Regions from separate parts of the Homo sapiens genome. Here region 1 is linked to region 2. The links are chromatin contacts, found by Hi-C or POLR2A ChIA-PET in ENCODE. All regions are on one chromosome and are shown on one strand. The core of a region is the stretch at or near the end of the contact, and the rest is flanking DNA. Distances in the headings are between cores, read along the strand shown. Region 1 overlaps FRY (FRY microtubule binding protein). Region 2 overlaps FRY (FRY microtubule binding protein).

Region 1 (5,563 bases), core at 2,647-5,146, 39 kb after region 2:
AGCTTTGGCCCCATTGTCAGTATTAGCTCAGTGTTTCAGAATATTTCCAAATGGCTCATGGACACACTGGTAACCAGAGAACTCAAGCAGTGACCAGATGTCCTGAGGAAGATGCTTCCAGGCCTACATGTGTAACAATTCTGGAGTCTGTGGTTGATCTGGAAGGCAAATTATATGCCACCTAACAAAAGAAGTTGGCAATCCTAGTAAGTCAGGCAAGGCGGGGAGATTTGTTTAAGTCGTCTGGATACTTGGTTACAGTTATTCTCTGTTTTAATTGGTTAGTAGATCCTGGAAATAGTCTGGCCACTGTGCATGCAGCTCAAACCTCACACTTTCTAATGCCACCAGCCTTGAGGCATGGCTAGGCACCATGCAGAGTACACAAATCAGGCAGCCTCGGTTCCCATCATAGGTTAACACTCGACAAGGCCGGAAATGGGCTGTGAGAGAAAACTGAGTCCTTACACACAAAAGGTAGGCCTTGAGGAGGAATGATGGTGTCATTCCACTTAAATATTAAGATCTTATATCTAGAGATGTGGAGATATAATTTTGCTGACTAGAGCTACCATTTGGCCTCCAACCCAAAACAAAACCCAACAAATGTCTGGCCTCAGAGCACTGCTTAGCTTACCTCTAAGTGATTCTCTCCAACACTCCTGTGTAATCAGGTTCTCTGTCTTCTGGAATGATTTGATGTTGCCAGTTACTCTGAGCACACCCTTGCCTGGGGACAGGTAGAATGGGGATAAGTGAACTTATAACTTGCAGAATCTATGTCAGGATATAAATAGCAATATGAATATACCAATAATTATTACTCATATCTGTTCTATTTCAAAGAAGTGTGCACTTCATGAAAGGATTAGTGCTTACCCGACTAAACCTAGCAAAGTAAATTCTTGAATAAAGATATCAGTCTGTCAGAGATGGTGACAGTGTACAGACAGGCATATGAAAGCTTCTCAACCCCCAAGCCCTACCCAGTCTGGTCCGGTCTTTGCCAGTAGAAAATTCCTAATCATTCTTAACAGGTGATTTAAGTGAGGATTGCTATAGAATTGTTTGTGAAAGACAATATATATCTTTGTTGGGTGCTGAATATTTATTTTTCTAGTTTTTCTTCTATTCTTAACATAAAGTTGTAGACCTAAGTATAACAAAGAAAGTTTATGCACTGGTGGCTTGTGAACTATAACCAATTCACAGACATGTTGTGTTAAGCTTGCACAATATTAACTGACCCTGCATTTAAAAATTTAAAACTTTCACACATACGGCCGAGCGTGGTGGCTCACGCCTGTAATCCCAGCACTTTGGGAGCGTGAGGCAGGTGGATCACGAGGTCAGGAGTTTGAGACCTTCCTGGACAACATGGTGAAATACCATCTCTACTAAAAATACAAAAATGAGCCGGGCACAGTGGTGGGTGCCTGTAATCCCAGCTGCTCAGAAGGCTGAGGCAGGAGAATCTCTTGAACCTGGGAGGCAGAAGTTGCAGTGAGCTGAGATCGCACCATTGCACTCCAGCCTGGGTGACAGAGCAAGACTCCATCTCAAAAAAAAAAAACAAAACAACAACAACGAAAAAAACTTTCACACATACACACACACTCAAAACAGAATTCCTGGTGTCTCTGAATAAGAAGATCTAGCAACACTGGGCCTGCCTTCCTCAGTGACAATAATGAGCAAGCACTAAGTGTAGACTGCCCTATATGGACTCTCCACCATCCCTGCTGCCCAGTGAGTTCCTAACACTGAATGCAAGAGCCAGGCACCAGTCATCATGATGTTTGGCCTATTGCTTTTCTTATAACAGAAAAATATTTCTCTGTACCTAAGTCCTCAAAATGAAGAATAAAGCTAGATAGAAGGGGCTTGAGTTTCCAAAAAGAAAACGGGAAAGAGTATTATTCTTTGCATATGCAAGAAGCGTCTCTGCATATGCAAGCACCTGTCTGCTGAACTCACTTTCTGAGGGATATGTTGGAGGAAAATTCTCAGCGCATGTTCAAAACAAACCATGTTTCTAAGCAATTTATTTCCAATATTTGGGAAGTATATTTTGGGGCTCTTTTTTAAAGACAGCCATTATAAGTCAATGATTTGGGCTTCTTGGTGATAGTAATACCAGTTCTCTGTGCAGCATACACTAAATAGGACATAAATCAAGGCATGTGATTTGCTTGTGTCATAAGAACACTTTACTCATTTGCGGACACTGCTTTAGTAGTGTTTTCTCAGCCTGCACACATCAAAAGGAGAAAAATCTCTTCATGACTTAAAATCAGCATTTCCAACTAATGATTTTGGTTTCCACCAACCTCTCCATCTCTTGTGGAATTCATTCTGGAGTGACCACTAGTCGAAGGTTTAAGTGAACATAAATGGAGGTCAGGGAACAAAGTCTGCAGACCTCTCGACTCTGGGTTCTGCAGGCAGTGGCTTTAGTCCCCTTATAGCTAATTAACATAATTTATCATCCAGTTCTGCAGAGGTGGCCCCAGAAAAGCTGGAGATGTTTCCATATGATGTATTGTTGATTTTAGTTAATGCATTCATAATTCAACAGATATTTCTGAGCACTACTTGAACATTTGACTCTTTGAACTCAAGTACAATAATTTATATTTAGCCCTACTACATTTCATCTTCTTATATTCAAATCATCATTCTGTTAGGGTCTTTTTGGACACTAACCTTCTCAGTTATATATTTTCTATCTACATAATCTATGAATGAGAAGCCTACAACCTCTGTTCTTATACAAATTGAACAAGTTAAGTGTTAAACAAGACAAGACTTTTCTCCAATTAAGTTATAATCTATTAAACATCATCCTTCAGATATAGTCAATCAGTCTTTCCTCTGTAAGCCATATTCTTTCTCATATTGGCTAAAGAAATGTCTGTTGAAGATAGCTTACAGATTTCTTGAAAAAAGTGAATGTCTCAGGATGTGTAATCTGTATCATAGGTGTATTTATCTTTCAAAGCTTTGAGGGATATTTATGACCAAGGTCCAAAAAACTACTTAACAAAGATAATGCCATAGCCATCAATGTGCCAGGCCCAAGCATTATTAGCAACAAGTGGGTACATACTATTCCCAACTTTTAGGAGATTTCATCATTAGGCTAGGTTATTTAAATTTTATCTCATTAATTTAAACCCAGGACTTTTGGAGATTAAATGTGATGAAAATAATAGCTACTATAGTACACTGTGGTTCATCTTCTCTCATATCAAAAGTTTCTTAGATTTTTACTGACTGGTTATGTCATAAGCATAGAATCCACCTGAGAACAGAAGAAAGAACCCAGATATGGCTATGCTACTGTCGATCAGCAGGAGTTCAATTATTCTGGGCTTTTAAAAGCTATGCATTCCTCAATTGTTTATGATAAATTCTTAACATCTTGGCTTCTTGATCTTTTGTTTCCTCATTTTGAGAAAACATACCTCTAAATCCAATTTTATAAATCAAGCCATATCAGGAGAGCAGGAAGGGGGCTTGAAGAAAATCCTCGTGACTAAATAAAACAAGGACATTCCCACATGTTCAAAAGAACCTAAAGCTGCCAAAACACAGATAAGTTTATAAAGACTTCTCAAGGGATTATTTTTAGAATGTGGATACAGAAAAACATTAGAACGGGACGGTGGGACAAGGGGAATTTTAATAATTTCCATAAAATGGCCCCCCAGAAAGGCTTTTTTCACTCTTTTTGGAACTCTAAATGCAAACTAGGTCCCAGCCTGTGGCCTACAAAAAGATTCTGAGATAATAAATATCAAGGAAGCCTGAACTAGCCTACCTAAAAAGGAACGTTTAGGAAGAATCCTGAGAACTGGCATTCATCACAGTTGGCCATCTCCCAAGAAAAACACTGTTTTGTGCCCTGAGAGCTGAGTGGGAGGAATTCATTGACAATGAAATTCCTTAGCACCAAGCTGGAGTCGAAAAGTTTCCTCTGCCTTTATTGAACAGAAAAGATTTTACTTGAACTGATTTGATGACCTCCTTGGATTATAACCTCGTTTTGGAAAGCAATAAAAAGCCGTTTTCTTCACACAAGACCTTGTAATTTACTCAGCACTTGCTTCATTTCACACTTCTGAAAAGTAAATCCCATAGTAGCAAATGTTTACTTCCTAAACTGCATACTAAACGTTTCAGTCATATTTGATGTTGTCCAAAAAGTCTTCGCACTGGAAATTCTGCGGCTATATAGACTTAAGACTCTCCCTGTGTGACTATTTTATATGACATTGTATTTCAGAACAGAAAGTTTGGTTTTAGAAACCTTTAGATGTAAAGTTTTCTTGAGAATAGTAAACACCTGAAGCTGTGTAGTCTCCACATCAGAGGCTTACAGGTGTTTGTCTTCCAAACTTTGAAAGAAATTTATGGCCAGGGTCCCAAAAACTACTTAGTAAACATAATATAATATGCATCAATGTGCCAACCCCACATGATAAGCAAGTGATAAGTATGGGAAGAATAGACCCTTGGAGGATAGGGTAGGGCTTGTTGGTGGCAGTCCTTTAATTACATTTGTCGATACTAATTAATAAGTTGATAGTTTCATTTGTTCTTATTTACTGTACCTTATTTTCAAGTACAATACACTAAACCGATGATAACTCAGATACTTTTTGAAAGAGCTTTAAAATAAGGGGGTTTTATTGGATTAGAAACTGTTAGGTCCTTAAATATTTTGAAAATTCAGAACCAGATATGTTGATGCATAATTAGGAATGGTCAATTTGATTTAAAAAAAAATACATTCTGTCAAGTTTTACTTATCTCTTTCTGCATACCCAAACTTTCCATAAACCAATTCTATGATATGGTGACATCAAAAAATGGTAGCTGCTGGCTGGGCGCGGTGGCTCAGGCATGTAATCCCAGCACTTTGGGAGTCCGAGGCAGGCGGATCACAAGGTCAGGAGATCAAGACCATCCTGGCTAACAAGGTGAAACCCTGTCTCTACTAAATACAAAAGCATTAGCTGGGCATGGTGGCGGGTGCCTATAGTCCCAGCTACATTGGGAGGCTGAGGCAAGAGAATGGTGTGAACCCGGGAGGTGGAGCTTGCAGTGAGCCAAGATCGCGCCACTGCACTCCAGCCTGGGGAGACAGAGCAAGACTCTGTCTCAAAAAAAAAAAAAAAAAAAAAAAAAAAAAAAAAAAAAGATGGTAGCTGCTGTTGAACATGGCCCAGTTACAAATCTCATTATTTTAGACTAACTATTAGTTGTAGATTACTTTTAGAAATTGTCTATTGAGTCCAGGCAAGGTGGCTCATTCCTGTAATCCCAGAACTTTGGGAGGCCAAGGCGGGCAGATCAAGAGGTCAGGAGTTCGAGACCAGCCTGACCAACATGGTGAAACCCCATCTCTACTAAAAAAAAAAAAATCAAAAATTAGCCAGGCGTGGTGGCACGCGCTTGTAATCCCAGCTACTCAGGAGGCTGAGGCAGGAGAATCGCTTGAACCCAGGAGGCGGAGGTTGCAATGAGCCAAAATCGTGCCACTGTACTCCAGCCTGGG
Region 2 (6,120 bases), core at 3,466-5,965:
CACAAAATTGTCACCAAAAAATTTATTATGAACTTAACCAAGGTCCCACTGTATATAATATATATTAACTTCTGTTTCAATTACACATTCTTTCAGGTCTTGGCTATGCACATACATATAATTTTGTGTCACTGTGGTATTCCCTGGAACCTTCTTTGCTCACTTATTATTAACTGTGTGTGTATATTTCTATGTGTTGGGGTAGCGCACAGAGTGCTGTTTTAAATAACTCTGGAAGTCTATCAGGTTAAGGTAACACAGTTTGCTTAACCATCTCCCTTTTGTTGCTAATGTTCATAATTTTTTCCATTACAAATGGTCTTGTTATGTAGATCTTTATCAAATGATATTTGAAATTTGATCAAGTAATAATAGATTTTATCAAAATCCTTTTATCACATAATATCAAATGACTCTACATTTCCTGAAGTCGAATTATTCAGTCCTGTGGCATGGATTGTGGGTATGTTATTTAGTTCTTCAACATATTCGAGAAGTTGGTCTTCATAAAGATCCCCCCATTTGTAATACTATAAACAGTGTATAAATATTCTTGTTTTCCTGTATCCCCACTAAATTTTGTCATTCCATTTATTTTTTAATTTAACACTTTTTATTAATAATTTTGAACTATTTTATGTATTTTCTTTCTAGTAAAGATATTCATTTTTCCACATTATAGATTTACATAATTATTTACTCATGTTTTTTGTTTTGTTTTGTTTTGTTTTGAGACAGAGTCTTGCTCTTGTCACCTAGGCTGGAGTGCAGCAACATGACGTTGGCTCACTGCAACTTCCACTTCCTGGGTTCACACAGTTCTCCTGCCTCACCCTCCCGAGTAGCTGGGATTACAGGCACCCACCACTACGCCCAGCTAATTTTTGTATTTTTAGTAGAGACTGGGTTTCACTATGTTGGTCAGGCTGGTCTTGTACTCCTGACCTCAGGTGATCCACCCACCTCAGCCTCCCAAAGTGCTGGGATTACAGGCATGAGCCACCGCGCCCTGCTCTTTCCTCATGTTTTAACCACTCCGTAAATATTGTGTAATTTCAACATTTAGTTGGATCATCTCTATCAACTTTTTATCTTAAACAGTAAACTTTTATCATGATGTCTGTCACATATATGTTTTCCTTATTTTGCTTTCCTTTTGGTCAATATCATTGATTTTTTATGATTATAAAAGCAGTATATATTCATAACAAAATTTGGAAGTTGCAGGAAAGTTTTTAAAAAGAAAAGAAAAATTACCCAGAATTGTAGAGAAACAATACTAACATTTTAAAATTTATTTCCAATGTTATTTCTATGTAACACACACATTCATGTCAATATTGGCATCATCTATTAAAAAGACAATTGTGTATCCTTCATTTCCCACTTAATATTATCTGATATCCTCCACTGCCTTTAAAAATGTCATTCTATTAACTGCATGACGTTTCATTATACAGTTTGCTGTTAACTTATATATCCATTTCCCTAGCGTTCAATACTTGAATTGCTTACAAAGCTTTCTTGTTTTGTGTATGTTTTTTGCCATTATAAATAATGCTATGGTGAAATCTTATACATAAATCTTAATGTCTATCTCTGGTTTGAGAAACATTCCTAAAAGTATAATTACTGTGTCAAAAGATTATGGACCTCTTCATTGCTCTTGATCTTATTTGCCAAACTATCCAATTTACATTTCCACTGATATGTAAGAATACTCATTTCTTTATCTCCCCATCAATACTGAGTATTATCAATTTCTAATCTTTGCCAGTTTGATAACTGACAGATTTTATCTTTTGTTTGAATTTGTAATTTTTGATAATTGGTGTCTGATGCTTTCCTTTTAGGTGTTTTTAAATATTTCCTCATGTGAATTTTATACTTACATATTTACACCTCCACACATGATATAGTCTATTTTGATAATATCTTCAGTTCTTCATAGTTAGGATTTTATTTCCCCTCCTAAGGAAATGTGCAATCAAGCCAGGCATGGTAGCTCTTGCCTATAATCCCAGATACTTTCGAGCTGAGGCAGGAGGATCTCTTGAGGCCAGGAGTTCGAGACTAGGCTGGGCAACATAGCAAGACCCCATCTCCTAAAAAAATAAAAAATAAAAAGGAAATGTGCAATCCTAAATGTGTTGGAAAACACGGGTCCTTCCATACGGAGATCTGGTGTGTGACTGACTCCAGCCGCACTTTGCCCCCACAGCTGCTGGAGAAGGGCCTCCCTAGTGTGCAGCAGCCCCTGCTCCAGGTGATCTACAGTCTTCTCAGCTACATGGACCTTTCTGTCGTTCCTGTCAAACAGTTCAATGTGGAAGTTCTGAAGACAATTGAAAAATATGTGCAAGTGAGTACTTGGATAACTTCACTAAGCAACCAGTCGTTCTAAAAAGATGGAGGCTTTTCCTGTAGCTTGGCTACAAAACCATCTGGGTGCCAGGCCACTCATTCATTCCTTGACATCCATGGCACAGCCAGGGCAGTTAAGAGTGGGAGTTGGCCACACCCTGAGTAGTATTCTGAAGAGAATGAGAGCACAAGACCCCGGCACACTCCGGTGCCTTTAAAAGGCACATTTCCGCCTCTTGGGGCCACAGGCTGAGTATTGAAAGCACACGCCTGACTTGGAGGGCAGAGGCAGAGTCTTGGTTTTTTTATCCCGTTTCAGAGAAGGAGAGGGGACAAGGAACTGTAGGAACTTTCACATGTGCCGGGTTCTAGGCCCGGTGTTTCAACATGTGAAGGATTATTCAAAGGCTAAAACTGTCACTTTAGAGTTGAAGAGTGGTTAAGAAACTTGCAGAAATATACTTGAAAATACTGCAACAAACAAACAAAAAACATTTGTTTGAGGGGATAAATAAAACAAGATGACAAAATGTGAATAGTTGATGAATAGTACAAAGGGATTCATTAGACTAGTCTCTCGGTTTCTGTGTATATTTTAATATTTCCATAATAAACAGTCTTTATGTATATTTTTAAAACCAAGAGACTGGCTCCAAGATTTCAGTTAGTAAAGGCTGGAGCTGGTATTTGGATCCAAAGCCAGTGTCTTTGTTTTATTGTACCAGGCAGCCTCCCTGGCAGGATACTTGGACATCTCCAAACAGCTACAGATTGATTTTTTTTTTCAAAACTGAGTCTCGCTCTGTCCAGGCTGGAGTGCAGTGGCACAATCTCGGCTCACTGCAACCTCCACCTCCCGGGTTCAAGCGATCCTTCTGCCTCAACCTCCCAAGTAGCTGGGACTACAGGCGTGTGCCACCACGCCCGGCTAATTTTTGTATTTTTAGTAGAGACAGGGTTTCACCATATTGGCCAGGCTGGTCTCGAACTCCTGACCTCGTGATCCACCGCCTCGGCCTCCCAAAGTGCTGGGATTACAGGCATGAGCCACCACGTCCAGCCCAGATTGATTCTTAAAGCCGTACTCTGAGAAGACCAGAAACACAATTTATTTTAATGAAAATAAAAATAAATATCAAGGCCAGGTGCAGTGGCTTATCCTGTAATCCCAGCACTTTGGGAGGCTGAGGCAAGAGGATCGCTTGAGGCCAGGAGTTCAAGACCAGCCTGGGCAACAAAGTGACACCCCATCTCTACAAAAATAAAAAAAATTTTAAAAATCAGCAAGGTGTGGTGGTGCACACCTATAGTCCCAGCTACTTAGGAGGCTGGGGAGAGAGTTTCCCTTGAGCCCAGGAGGTTGAGGTTACAGTGAACTGTGATCACACCACTGCACTCCAACCCGGCCAACAGTGATAAATAGGAAGATAGGAATATAGATAGATGGAAAGATAGCTCAAACACACCAGGACGAGTTTCTAGAGCCTGGAAGTTAATCTAAAACACATGACCACAGACTAAAGCAGGGAGGCTCCAGGCCATGGGAGTAGTGCAGGGCCACGATGGGGTTAAGTAGAGAGCGCCTAGCTCAAGAGCATAGACATCCTTTTCTCTATATTGTATTTGTCTATTTCTTCTCTGGAATGTACTTTGTAACTTGTAGGATTCAAGGGCAAATGCTAGGTTCTCTCTGGAAGCTCATTGATGAAGATATACCGTATAAATTTTAGACATTCCTTTCCATCTTTACTTCACCAAATTACTTACAGAAATTATTTGATGCTGAAAGTGACTTCCAAGCATTTTTCAAGTGGCGTTGCTGCATCATACTTACACCACATAGGGTAGGCAGTCAGTTAACAGTTTCTCACTTCACTCACAGGAGACAGGTGGTCAGTTGACACCTTTCTACGAATGTGTGCCCCATTTTGTTGTTTAATGAGGCTGTCCATTTTGTCTTAGGCCTGCGGGCGACGTCTGATACTTTTTATCTTAACTCAAATAGTAGCTTATTTCACATTTAAACCATGGCTTCCCTTGCGCAGAATTTAATAGATGTTTTATTTCATGTGCTTTGACTGCAAAGTCCAGGCAAAAAATAATAATAACAACTTTCATCAAATTTGTTTATCTGTGTTTCTAATATTTTTATGGGAGCGGCACACAGTCTGATTGGAGGTTGTCAGAGAAACGAAGATGGTAAAACTGAGTCTTAAATGAAGAGTAGGAATTTGACATGCCAATAAGGAGGGGAAATGTATTCAAGGATGAGGGCATAGCATGAGTAAAGGCACAGAGGCTGAGAGGGCTTGCCAAGTTTGGGGAACTCCAGCAGCAGCCTGGGGGAGATGACCCTTGCAGGCCATGCTCAAAGAGTGTGGACTCCACCCTGTCCACCAGAGGGAGTCTGTGAAGGAGTTTAGTCAGGGAAGTGGCTTGGTCTGAAGAGTTCTAGGAAGATCACTCTAGCTGGATCTGATGCACTTAAGGGCTGCAAGCCAAGACACCAGTAAGGGGCCATTGAGATAGTCCAGGCAAGGCCCAAGAGGGTGCCGCTGAGCCAGTGCCAGCAGGAATGCCGTGGAGGGAACAGATTACCAGGAGGGAGGGAAAGAAAGGGTTAAGAAGGGCTTCCAGATTCCTGAGTTAAGTAATGAGGAAGACAAGAAGTGAGAAGAAAAGAGGGCTGAAGACAGAGATCAAGGTACCCAGGAAGCAAATGGAGCAGGAGGAGCCAGAGAACTAGAAGGAGGACCAAGAAGACTGGAAACCGGAGGGTGGGGAGAACTTTAAGAAAGAGTGAACTGAACAGTCAGTGTCATAAAATGCATTGGGAGCTTTTTTTTTTCCCTCAAATTAAGGAGGTGCCTCATTACCATAATGGTACCTCATTAATAAGAATTTAATTTAGCTGAAATGGACAAAATTGGTCTTTTTTGTTTGTCTCCTAAACATAGCTCCTTTTATATATACATTGTCTTTTTATGTCATTTGCCTTTTACTTCTCATGGAACCTGCTGCGCTGTTTTAAGTCAGTGAATTCTGACTGGTCACTAGCTTCTCACTGGTCATTCTGACATACATTAGCTTTAAAAAAATTAAATTATTTTTAACCCTTGAATGTTTTATTTCCTGCAGAGTGTTCACTGGAGAGAAGCTCTGAATATCTTGAAGCTGGTAGTTTCTCGGTCAGCCAGCCTTGTTTTACCTTCATACCAGCACAGTGACCTCTCAAAAATAGAAATACATCGAGTGTGGACTAGTGCTTCCAAGGAATTACCTGGGAAAACCCTGGACTTCCACTTCGATATTTCGGAGGTACTTAGCTATGTTAACTATTTCTGTGAACTTTAGCATGAATTTGTAGTAGCAAAGATCAAAAGTAGTTGCCTGGAAAAAAGAAGACTTATTTGACAGTTATTTCAAATGAAGATTTCTAAGGGCTAAATTAGGTTTTGCTTTTTAAAGAACCCATTGAGTGTCATATTCACTGGGACTCTCAGTTGGCAGCTTTTAAAAATAGAAACTAGCCTCAGTTATGTAAAAAATGATTTTAAAAAGAGGTATTTAAAAATGGAACGATCATAAGCATTTTAAACCATGACCTTCACTCATTCTTTATCTGACAATGGTCATGTCTTTATATCCACAATGTTTCTCCCTGAATGACAGCCAGTTCAGCAGATGACCGAAATTTACAGGAATATAGACTCCACTTTTATAGTTGCTTCCCCAGTCCACACTATTTTTTAAACA

Evidence for each region. Hi-C counts contacts between places; a loop is a spot of excess contacts on that map. ChIA-PET counts read pairs that join two places held with the same protein, here RNA polymerase II (POLR2A). Pooled maps may share reads with other maps.
Region 1: a loop to region 2 is called in a map of heart right ventricle, with 2.5 times the contacts of the local background. The contact joins two enhancer-like sites. A Hi-C loop is called at or near these places in 9 of 168 maps with a recorded cell type or tissue (endothelial cell of umbilical vein, heart left ventricle and heart right ventricle), 1 of 37 single-sample maps with no recorded cell type and 6 of 50 pooled maps. POLR2A ChIA-PET finds 5 or more read pairs at or near these places in 2 of 52 experiments (HepG2 and activated T-cell).

The regions. Positions count from the first base shown.
Region 1 is chr13:32,281,580-32,287,142 of GRCh38, forward strand. All of the region lies in intron 58 of FRY (FRY microtubule binding protein), which reads left to right. Among named protein-coding and RNA genes, the nearest start is that of ZAR1L, 31 kb to the right of the region's middle. Within about 2 kb of position 3,897, at least 9 of the 41 ENCODE cell types and tissues checked have a DNase peak (open chromatin) inside an H3K27ac peak, as active enhancers do; they include heart right ventricle, where a contact is called at or near this core.
Region 2 is chr13:32,241,821-32,247,940 of GRCh38, forward strand. FRY (FRY microtubule binding protein) reads left to right here. Exons shown (of 61, transcript NM_023037.3): 47 at 2,222-2,362; 48 at 5,503-5,682. Among named protein-coding and RNA genes, the nearest start is that of ZAR1L, 70 kb to the right of the region's middle. Within about 2 kb of position 4,716, at least 4 of the 41 ENCODE cell types and tissues checked have a DNase peak (open chromatin) inside an H3K27ac peak, as active enhancers do; they include heart right ventricle, where a contact is called at or near this core.